Regions from separate parts of the Homo sapiens genome. Here regions 1 and 2 are each linked to region 3. A link is a contact called in ENCODE Hi-C or POLR2A ChIA-PET data. All regions are on one chromosome and are shown on one strand. Each heading gives the region's core, a stretch centred on a gene start or an enhancer-like site at or near the end of the contact. The rest is flanking DNA. Distances are from core to core; before and after follow the strand shown. Region 1 holds the start of XPC (XPC complex subunit, DNA damage recognition and repair factor). Region 2 holds the start of XPC-AS1 (XPC antisense RNA 1). Region 3 holds the start of THUMPD3-AS1 (THUMPD3 antisense RNA 1).

Region 1 (2,700 bases), core at 42-2,541, 4.8 Mb after region 3:
CATGGAAACACTAGGCCATTTGATATAAGGTACTTGAGCATCACAGGTTTTAGTATCCGCGGGGTATCTGGGAAGGACCACCTTAGTTTGCTCAAGGAATGTCTAACTTGAGTTTTGAAGAAATAGAAAAAATCAGCCCTGGTAAAAGCCATGGGGGGTTCACTCTAGGCAGAAGGAACATCAAAGGAAAAGACTCAAGGAATAACTTGGCATATTTGAGGAAGAGAAAGGAGGCCAATAAGGAGGGTATCTGGCAAGGAAACAAGTGGTAAGAGAAACAGGAGAGGTAGCAAGAGCCAAAACATGTAGTATCTTGTAGGCCAGGATAAAACAACTGGATTTTAAGCTAAGAGCAATGGAAAACCAAGGGGAGTTTAAAGCAGGAGCAGGGCATGATTTTTTTTTTTTTTAAGATTATTTGGGTTGCTGGATGCAGAGCTGGGAGGCCAGTAAAGAGGAAACTGCAGTCACTCAACTGAAAGGTGATGATGACTTGGACAGGGGCTGTGGTCATGGAAATGAAGAGAAGTGGACAAATTTGAAATACACTCTTGAGGCTGAACTGACTGGACTTGCTGACGGACTGGATGTGTGGACATAAGAAAAAGGTGGGCTTTGCTTTATAACAAGTATTGAGACTGGAAAAACGGAGGAAAGCATAGATTTAAAGAGGAAAACCATGAGTTCTGCATTGCCCATGACAAATGTAAGAAGCCTATCAAATATCCATGAGGGGAAGTCAGGTGGGATCCCACTGTGGAACTCTGGGTGAGACTCAGCTGAAGTTATCATTCGGGAGTCAGCACACTGCATCACTCTACGTCCTGGTCCGTCCGTCTGTCTTCCTGGGACACAAATAACTGCCTTCTCCGAGTTCAACCCTGAACATCTGTATCCTCTGGACAACGGGGAGCGGGAAAAAAGCTACGCAGGAGCTTGGATCGGGCGAAGCTCGCGGGAAACCGCTCTGGGTGCGCAGGACAAAGACGCGGGGACAGCGGGGAGGGCCGGCCGCAGCCTGCCGGGCTGCCCCCACGGCGCGGAACGCGCGCAGCAACCTCCACCAGGCCTCCGCGTCTGGACTCCCGCCCTGCCTCTGGGCCTCCTCCGCCCACCGGCGGCGTCTCCCGCGAAGCCCGCTGGGCCTCGCTCTCACCCTCCTCCTCCTCCTCACGCCGGGCCTTGCTCTTGGCCTTGGATTTCTGGCTGCGCAGTTCGCGTCCCCGCGGCTCCCCGCCGGCCGCGCGTTTCCGAGCCATGTTGCTTGTCTGGGCAAATTCCACTTCGCGAGTGACGCACCCGGCCGCGATGCGCTAGAACGCCGGCCCCGCCCCGAGGCGGTGCGCTTGGCCACGCCCCTTCGTTGGAGGCCTAGTCACGCCCCTAAAGGAAGCTCCACCCCATACCCGTGGCCACTAAAAAACTGCGGGAAGCAGGAAAGAGCACAACAGGTTTCTCTCTATTTCCGGTGTATTGTATCCTCACGTTTCCGGAGATTGACGTTGCTCTTGTGTTCTCGCGAGAGGCGGGAAAGGGCGCAGGGTTTGAAACATGGCGGACGACGTAGACCAGGTAAGTGTATTTTAAGGAGGTCGCTCGAAGGAGCTTCTTGTACTAGGCTGCTTTTTCCAGACTCAGGAAAAATGGCCAGTCGTGCCTCCTCTCTCCAAGTCACCATGGCCTAATCCACCCTGTCCTTTCCGTAACCCCCCCTCCGAATTTTGCCGTAGGCCCTGAGACCTTTTCCTGTTAGAAGCCCACCTGATGACTATTCTCACACTCTTCGCTTCATTTTTTTAAATCTGTAGATTATTATCCTTAGCTACCTCATGGAGCTGTCAGGATTCCAATAGAAAGCCAGGTAATAAAGTTAGGAGTTGTTATCATTAGTGAGCGCAACAATTATTTATTCATTCAGCAGATAGAGTGAACATCAGCTTTGTATGGTTAGGCACTGTTCTAAGGGCCAGGGACACTGACATCGACATATAAGAGATCCTTGCCATTACTTGGAGCTTATATTTGCGAGGAGAACAGATAAAAGTAAATATAAATATGTAAGACTTCCAGGAACTGTGATGTGCTGTGAAGGAAACAAGGAACTGGTATGCAGAATAACAGATGGTCCTAGAAGCTTTTTCACCTGGTCTTTTTCTTCCTCAAATATCTTTGGAGATCATGCCACAACTTAAACTTTCTACTGAAATCTGACCTCCTCAGAGAGGACTTCTGCCCAAATAGCACTCCCGCTACTCTGGTTACCCTGCCTCATTTTTCTTCATAGAGAGTTATTTTTTCATATTAAATGTATGCATCTTTGTTTAATGTGAATCTCTCCCCACTAGAATGTAAATGCCATAAGAGCAGGGATTTTGTTTTGTTCATTCTTTTGTCTTTGGGGTTTAGAACAGTGCTGGAAACACTCAAAAAATATTTGAGTGAATGAGTTAGATGATCAGAGGAAGCCTCTTTGAGAAGCCAATATTTAAAGCTACAGGATGAAAAGAGCAGACAGTGGGCATCCCAGACAGAGGCTTAGGTAGCAGTAGGGCTTTTTCATGTGCATATTCTTACAGTATTATAATTATTTGTATGCCTCTCCACAGTAGAATGAGCTCCTTGAGGGTGGGGATTGTGACTTCTCTATCATTGTAATCTAACAGTTGGTTATCTGATCCTTTAACAAACACTTGTTGAACT
Region 2 (2,700 bases), core at 5-2,504, 4.8 Mb after region 3:
CTAGCCTGTGAGTCCCTAAACCTGGGAAGAACGTTTTAATCCAGCATTACGATGCCAGTTTCATTGGCTCCGTTCCCTCTGGAGGGAAGCCAGAATTGGTAAAGCACTGACTTTGCAAATCCAGTGTAACATCCTGAAAATTGGAGCCACCAGGCCTCAACTCCCAGCAGCCCCATGCCAGCTTTCCATCCCCATCTCTGGAGCCACCCCTCCCCATCCCTGTGTTTAGCCTCCATCGAAGGCCCCTCACGCACACGGGATGGGAGTAGCCGCCATGGAAATCAAAGCCAGTGATGGCCTGGACACAGTCGATGTCCAGCTTGCGGGCCACGCGGTGTAGATTGGGCAGGTTCAGCTGGACACAGCCAATAGGCATCATGCTGGGCAGGAAGAGGTACACATTCCCAAACTCGTTCCGGGGCACCTGTGTCGGGTGAGCAAGTCAGCATTTGGCCAGCAGGGGAACAAGGCGGCCTGGTCCTGAGCCCTTCTGATGCTGCCCTTACCTTCCCGTCCACGGCCACTGGGGGCTGATACTCCTCTGTCTGCCAGTAGCCAAACAGGCCCAGGTCATTTTCTTCCCGCAGCTGGGGCTCAGCAAGTCGGGCTTTCCGAGCACGGTTAGAAAAGCCTTTCACCATCTGCACCAGAGGACACGGCCACCGTTTACAACAAAGGCATCCAGTTCCTCAGCACCGGGCCAGGCACCATGCTCAGTGCCGCATGCCTGGTACCTGGTGAACCCTCAGAACACACCTACCAGCTGGGGTGCTTTTTCTCCCTTTTTTTTTTTTGAGACAGAGTCTCGCTCTGTCGCCCAGGCTGGAGTACAGTGGTGCAATCTTGGCTCGCTGCAACCTCTGCCTCCTGGGTTTAAGCAATTCTCCTGCCTCAGCCTCCTGAGTAGCTGGGATTACAGGTGCCTGCCACCACGCCCGGCTAATTTTTGTATTTTTAGTAGAGACGGGGGTTTCACCATGTTGGCCAGGCTGGTCTCGAACTCCTGACCTCAGGTGATGCACTCGCCTCAACCTCCCAAAGGGCTGGGATTACAGGCGTGAGCCACCGTGCCCGGCTGCTCCCCTTTTCTTACTACAAGCACTAGCTAACATTTATGGAACATTCTCTGTCCCAGACACTATTCTCGGTGTTTTTTGTTTTTTTATCCCCCTGAGACGGAGTCTCACTCTGTTGCCCAGGCTGGAGTGCCCTGGTGTGATCTCAGCTCACTACAACCTCCACCTCCCGGATTCAAGTGATTCTCGTGCCTGTCTCCTGAGTAGCTGGGACTACAGGTACCCGCCACCATGCCCAGCTAATTTTTATATTTTTGGTAGAGATGGGGTGTCACCATATTGGCCTGGCTGGTCTCAAACTTCTGACCTCAAATGATCCACCTGCCTTGGCCTCCGAAAGTGCTGGAATTACAGGCATGAGCCACTGCGCCCAGCCTATCTTCAGTGCTTTATATGTTATTATTTAATTTTTTCAACAAACCCACAAGGTAGGTCTTATTATTGTTTCCATTTTACAGATGAACACCACAGACGGGGTAAATGATTTGCCTAAAGTCACACAGCTCGTAAGGGCCAGAGCCCACACTTTCATCCACTAGCCTATATTCTGTGCTGTCATCACTGATAGCAGTGACTGAGACTGAGAGACAAAGTCACTTAAGAGCTGATGGCTGGTAAGTGACAAGAACCAGGATTTACAATTCAGGTAACTGTCCATCAGTAGAGCCTGTGTCTCAACATATAACCTATGTCTGCTCACACGCCCTAGAAAGCACTGACAGTTCAGGACTCCCAGTGTGCTCCCCAACAGCGTGCAGTGGCCAAGGCCAAGATCTTCCCTGGGGAGTGAAGTGGTGAGAGGGGCGCAGGACAGGCAAGGACAGAGTCACGTAACTCTTAGAGGAGTCAGGCATGGGCGTGCGGCTGAGGGCTGGCCCCTGGGCCTCAGCATACAGACTTCCTCTAGTGCAGGGGCCCACAAGCTTGTTCTGTAAAGGGTCATGCGTGGCCTCCATCACATATTCTTTATTCTTCTCATTCTTATAACCCTTTAAAAATGTGAAAAGCCATTCCCCAGGTTGGGGGTGGCCTGCGAGCTCTCATGTCCATTCCTGCCATGATCTCTGGGCGCACCCTCTCTGTCACCACTTCAGGGACAGAGGGACTCTGAGTTCTGACAACCGTCCCTTTCTGAGAAGCCATTCACCCAGCACACTGTTCAGTAAACTTCCACTGGGATCTCCTGGAGACCAGGCCATGACCCAGTCATGAAGGAGGGATGGAGCGAGGACAGTCTTTGCTCTTAGGAGCTCAGGCTCCTGCAGGGGAAGAGACAGAGCTACGACTCAGCGTGATGAGTACAGGGTGGAACAGGAGCTCAGAGGCAAGCCATTGCCCAGCCCTGAGGACAGTGGAGGCAAGAAAGGCTGCTCAAAACAGGTCCCGCCTGAGCAGAGGCTTAAAGGGGCAAGGGGTTGCCCAAGAGAACAGGGCTGGACCCCACAGGGCACAGAGGTGGGAGAACACTGGGACCTGGGGCCTAAGTCCTCTGGAATGCAGAGGCAGTGAGCACCAGAACATCACTGTGCACCATGGGGAGGGTGCGGGACTCAGACTAAAGGCGCTGGCCAAGGTGGGACAAGGATGGCCAAGATGCACAGAAAGAGCCTAGTGACTGACAGGG
Region 3 (2,700 bases), core at 1-2,500:
GGATCAAAAGATAACACTAAAGACAGAGACAGCAATTTGGAAGCTATCACACAGGCATCTGAGATCAGTTACTAACTGGTAAGAACAGAAATGAGAGGTATTTAGAGGAAGAAAAAGGGAGATGTTGCCTAACCTCAGATCCAATTCTCTGTAAAGCAGTAGTCAAGATCACCTGGACTGTGAAGACGGTCAGGGACAGAATCCCAGCTAAGGAAAAAGGATAAAATGAAAATCAAGATAAACATTTAAGAACGTGAACTAGGGAGGAATAAAAGCACTGCTGGGTAAGAGTCAAGCCCCAGCTCAAGCCTTAATTTGTGGTGGAACCAATCTGTCTGGTTTCGCGAGACACCAGGCTACCCAAGATCAAGAGAGGGAGAAAGCTAGTGCTATGTCTGAATACTAGAGGAGCAAGTACAACAAATGGAAAATGGGATCAAGTATGAGTGAGAGTTGCTAAGATGCCTGGTAGGGATGCAAAGGGGTAGAGAGCCTGGGGAGAGAGGGTGAGGGAGGGAAGCACTGGTTTCTCAAGCAAAAGCTAAAATTTTTCTATTAAGATTTAACCTGATGCTACACTTTGGTGGTGCAGCAAGGGTCTCAAATGGTATAAAACTCAGGTGATCATGCTTTATGTCTGTCTCTAGAAAAATGCTCCAAAAATGATAAGTAGTGATAATCCGCAGTCTCGTTGCATAAAATCAGCCCCAGGTGAATGACTAAGCTCCATTTCCCTACCCCACCCTTATTACAATAACCTCGACACCAACTCTAGTCCGTGGGAAGATAAACTAATCGGAGTCGCCCCTCAAATCTTACAGCTGCTCACTCCCCTGCAGGGCAACGCCCAGGGACCAAGTTAGCCCCTTAAGCCTAGGCAAAAGAATCCCGCCCATAATCGAGAAGCGACTCGACATGGAGGCGATGACGAGATCACGCGAGGAGGAAAGGAGGGAGGGCTTCTTCCAGGCCCAGGGCGGTCCTTACAAGACGGGAGGCAGCAGAGAACTCCCATAAAGGTATTGCGGCACTCCCCTCCCCCTGCCCAGAAGGGTGCGGCCTTCTCTCCACCTCCTCCACCGCAGCTCCCTCAGGATTGCAGCTCGCGCCGGTTTTTGGAGAACAAGCGCCTCCCACCCACAAACCAGCCGGACCGACCCCCGCTCCTCCCCCACCCCCACGAGTGCCTGTAGCAGGTCGGGCTTGTCTCGCCCTTCAGGCGGTGGGAACCCGGGGCGGAGCCGCGGCCGCCGCCATCCAGAAGTCTCGGCCGGCAGCCCGCCCCCGCCTCCAGCGCGCGCTTCCTGCCACGTTGCGCAGGGGCGCGGGGCCAGACACTGCGGCGCTCGGCCTCGGGGAGGACCGTACCAACGCCCGCCTCCCCGCCACCCCCGCGCCCCGCGCAGTGGTTTCGCTCATGTGAGACTCGAGCCAGTAGCAAGGGCCCGGTCCCACAGCTTCGACAGCCAATCAGGTGTCGAAGACAAGCAGGCGGCGGGTAAACCGACTCCCCCGAAGGAAGGGGAGGGTGGGAGGACGCCCGCGCCAGAGCCGATTTCACTGACCCTCCCCTCCCGCCGCAGGAGGCCGGCCGCGCCCGCACACCCAGCATCTCTACACCCCACCTACCTACCCGCCCCACCCAGGGGGCAACGCGAGAGTCGCTAAGCGGCTGCGTACTCCCGACGGCGTAACTGACAGGAGCTTTACTCCAACCAGAATACGCCATTTGTGTTTTCACACACGGCGGGAGGAGAAACGGCCAATCGGCGACAAGAGGCTAGCCGGAAGCGCTCCTCCCTCTGCGAGAGCAATGGCTCCGTCCGGTTTCGAGCATTTTCCGCTCCCTTCTCCCTCCCCCTCCGGTTGCCGCAGGGCGGGCCTCCCTCCCGCCTGCATCCAGCCACCCCTTTCCCTCCCAACGTAACAAACATTATGTTCCCGACTTCCCACGGGAAAGGCAACCCCCGCAAGCCACCAGACGGCCCCCCTAGCCACCCATCCCCCCAGTGTACCGCACCTCCCCTCCCACCAGAGTTCCGCTCCCCTACCTAGCCGAGGCTCTCTGAGGAGCCGGAGCGCCGAAGCACAGCCTCTTCTCTAGGCGGCCCCGGCGGCTTCCGCTGATTGGCGGCGAGTGGGCCAATGGGTGCGGGGCGGTGGGCGGAGAGGCCAATGGCGCGGCGGGAGGGGGCGTGTCCCGGGTGCCCCTGGCGCCGGCGCTGGGAATCCCCGTGCGGTCAGTGGCGTTTCCGCTCGGGCAGCGGGCTGAGTGAGCTGCCGCCGCCGCCGCCGCCGCCGCCGCCGCCGCCGCTGCCGGGGGAGGGGCGGCCGCCGCCCGCCTGCGCTCAGAGACTCACGCAGCCCCAGTCCCGCCAGTCCGCCAACACAGTAGTGCCGGCCCCCCTCTTTCCCTGGCCCTGCCCCCCCTCCCCGCCTTTGGCTCGCTCCGCCTTTCTGCCCCCCACCCCCACCTCACGGGTACGGGCCATTCCCGGCCAGGAAACGCCGTGGCGCCGCGTTGGGCCTAACTCGAGTCCTGCCGCCTCCCGGGAGTGCCGTGCGCCGCAGCCCGGGCCCAGGCCCCGGCAGCGCCTGGGACAAGGTAAGGGTCCGACAGAAAAGAGACCGAACCTCACGATCGGGCCCCAGGGGAGGGAAGGGTCACCTCCTCCGTCTCCCCGCGCTCGCTCTCCTTGG

What was found. Hi-C counts contacts between places; a loop is a spot of excess contacts on that map. ChIA-PET counts read pairs that join two places held with the same protein, here RNA polymerase II (POLR2A). Pooled maps may share reads with other maps.
Region 1: a loop to region 3 is called in a map of naive thymus-derived CD4-positive, alpha-beta T cell, with 24 times the contacts of the local background. The contact joins the promoter of XPC here to the promoter of THUMPD3-AS1 in region 3. A Hi-C loop is called at or near these places in 2 of 168 maps with a recorded cell type or tissue (CD4-positive, alpha-beta memory T cell and naive thymus-derived CD4-positive, alpha-beta T cell), 1 of 37 single-sample maps with no recorded cell type and 9 of 50 pooled maps. POLR2A ChIA-PET finds 5 or more read pairs at or near these places in 1 of 52 experiments (BJ).
Region 2: a loop to region 3 is called in a pooled map, with 6 times the contacts of the local background. The contact joins the promoter of XPC-AS1 here to the promoter of THUMPD3-AS1 in region 3. A Hi-C loop is called at or near these places in 2 of 168 maps with a recorded cell type or tissue (endothelial cell of umbilical vein and naive thymus-derived CD4-positive, alpha-beta T cell) and 5 of 50 pooled maps. POLR2A ChIA-PET finds 5 or more read pairs at or near these places in 1 of 52 experiments (CD4-positive, alpha-beta memory T cell).

What each region holds. Positions count from the first base shown.
Region 1 is chr3:14,177,310-14,180,009 of GRCh38, forward strand. It overlaps XPC (XPC complex subunit, DNA damage recognition and repair factor), which reads right to left and starts at 1,292. Exons shown (of 16, transcript NM_004628.5): 1 at 1,157-1,292. The coding sequence starts at 1,259. LSM3 (LSM3 homolog, U6 small nuclear RNA and mRNA degradation associated) reads left to right here and starts at 1,508. Exons shown (of 4, transcript NM_014463.3): 1 at 1,508-1,572. The coding sequence starts at 1,552. RefSeq lists a silencer at 932-1,051 and enhancers at 1,102-1,451, 1,552-1,601.
Region 2 is chr3:14,148,308-14,151,007 of GRCh38, forward strand. XPC-AS1 (XPC antisense RNA 1) reads left to right here and starts at 1,255. Exons shown (of 2, transcript XR_001740603.2): 1 at 1,255-1,295; 2 at 1,535-2,700. XPC (XPC complex subunit, DNA damage recognition and repair factor) reads right to left here. Exons shown (of 16, transcript NM_004628.5): 12 at 507-641; 13 at 255-424. RefSeq lists enhancers at 246-930, 2,548-2,700.
Region 3 is chr3:9,395,373-9,398,072 of GRCh38, forward strand. THUMPD3-AS1 (THUMPD3 antisense RNA 1) reads right to left here and starts at 1,251. Exons shown (of 4, transcript NR_132781.1): 1 at 1,188-1,251. It overlaps SETD5 (SET domain containing 5), which reads left to right and starts at 2,243. Exons shown (of 23, transcript NM_001080517.3): 1 at 2,243-2,605. RefSeq lists a silencer at 1,141-2,450.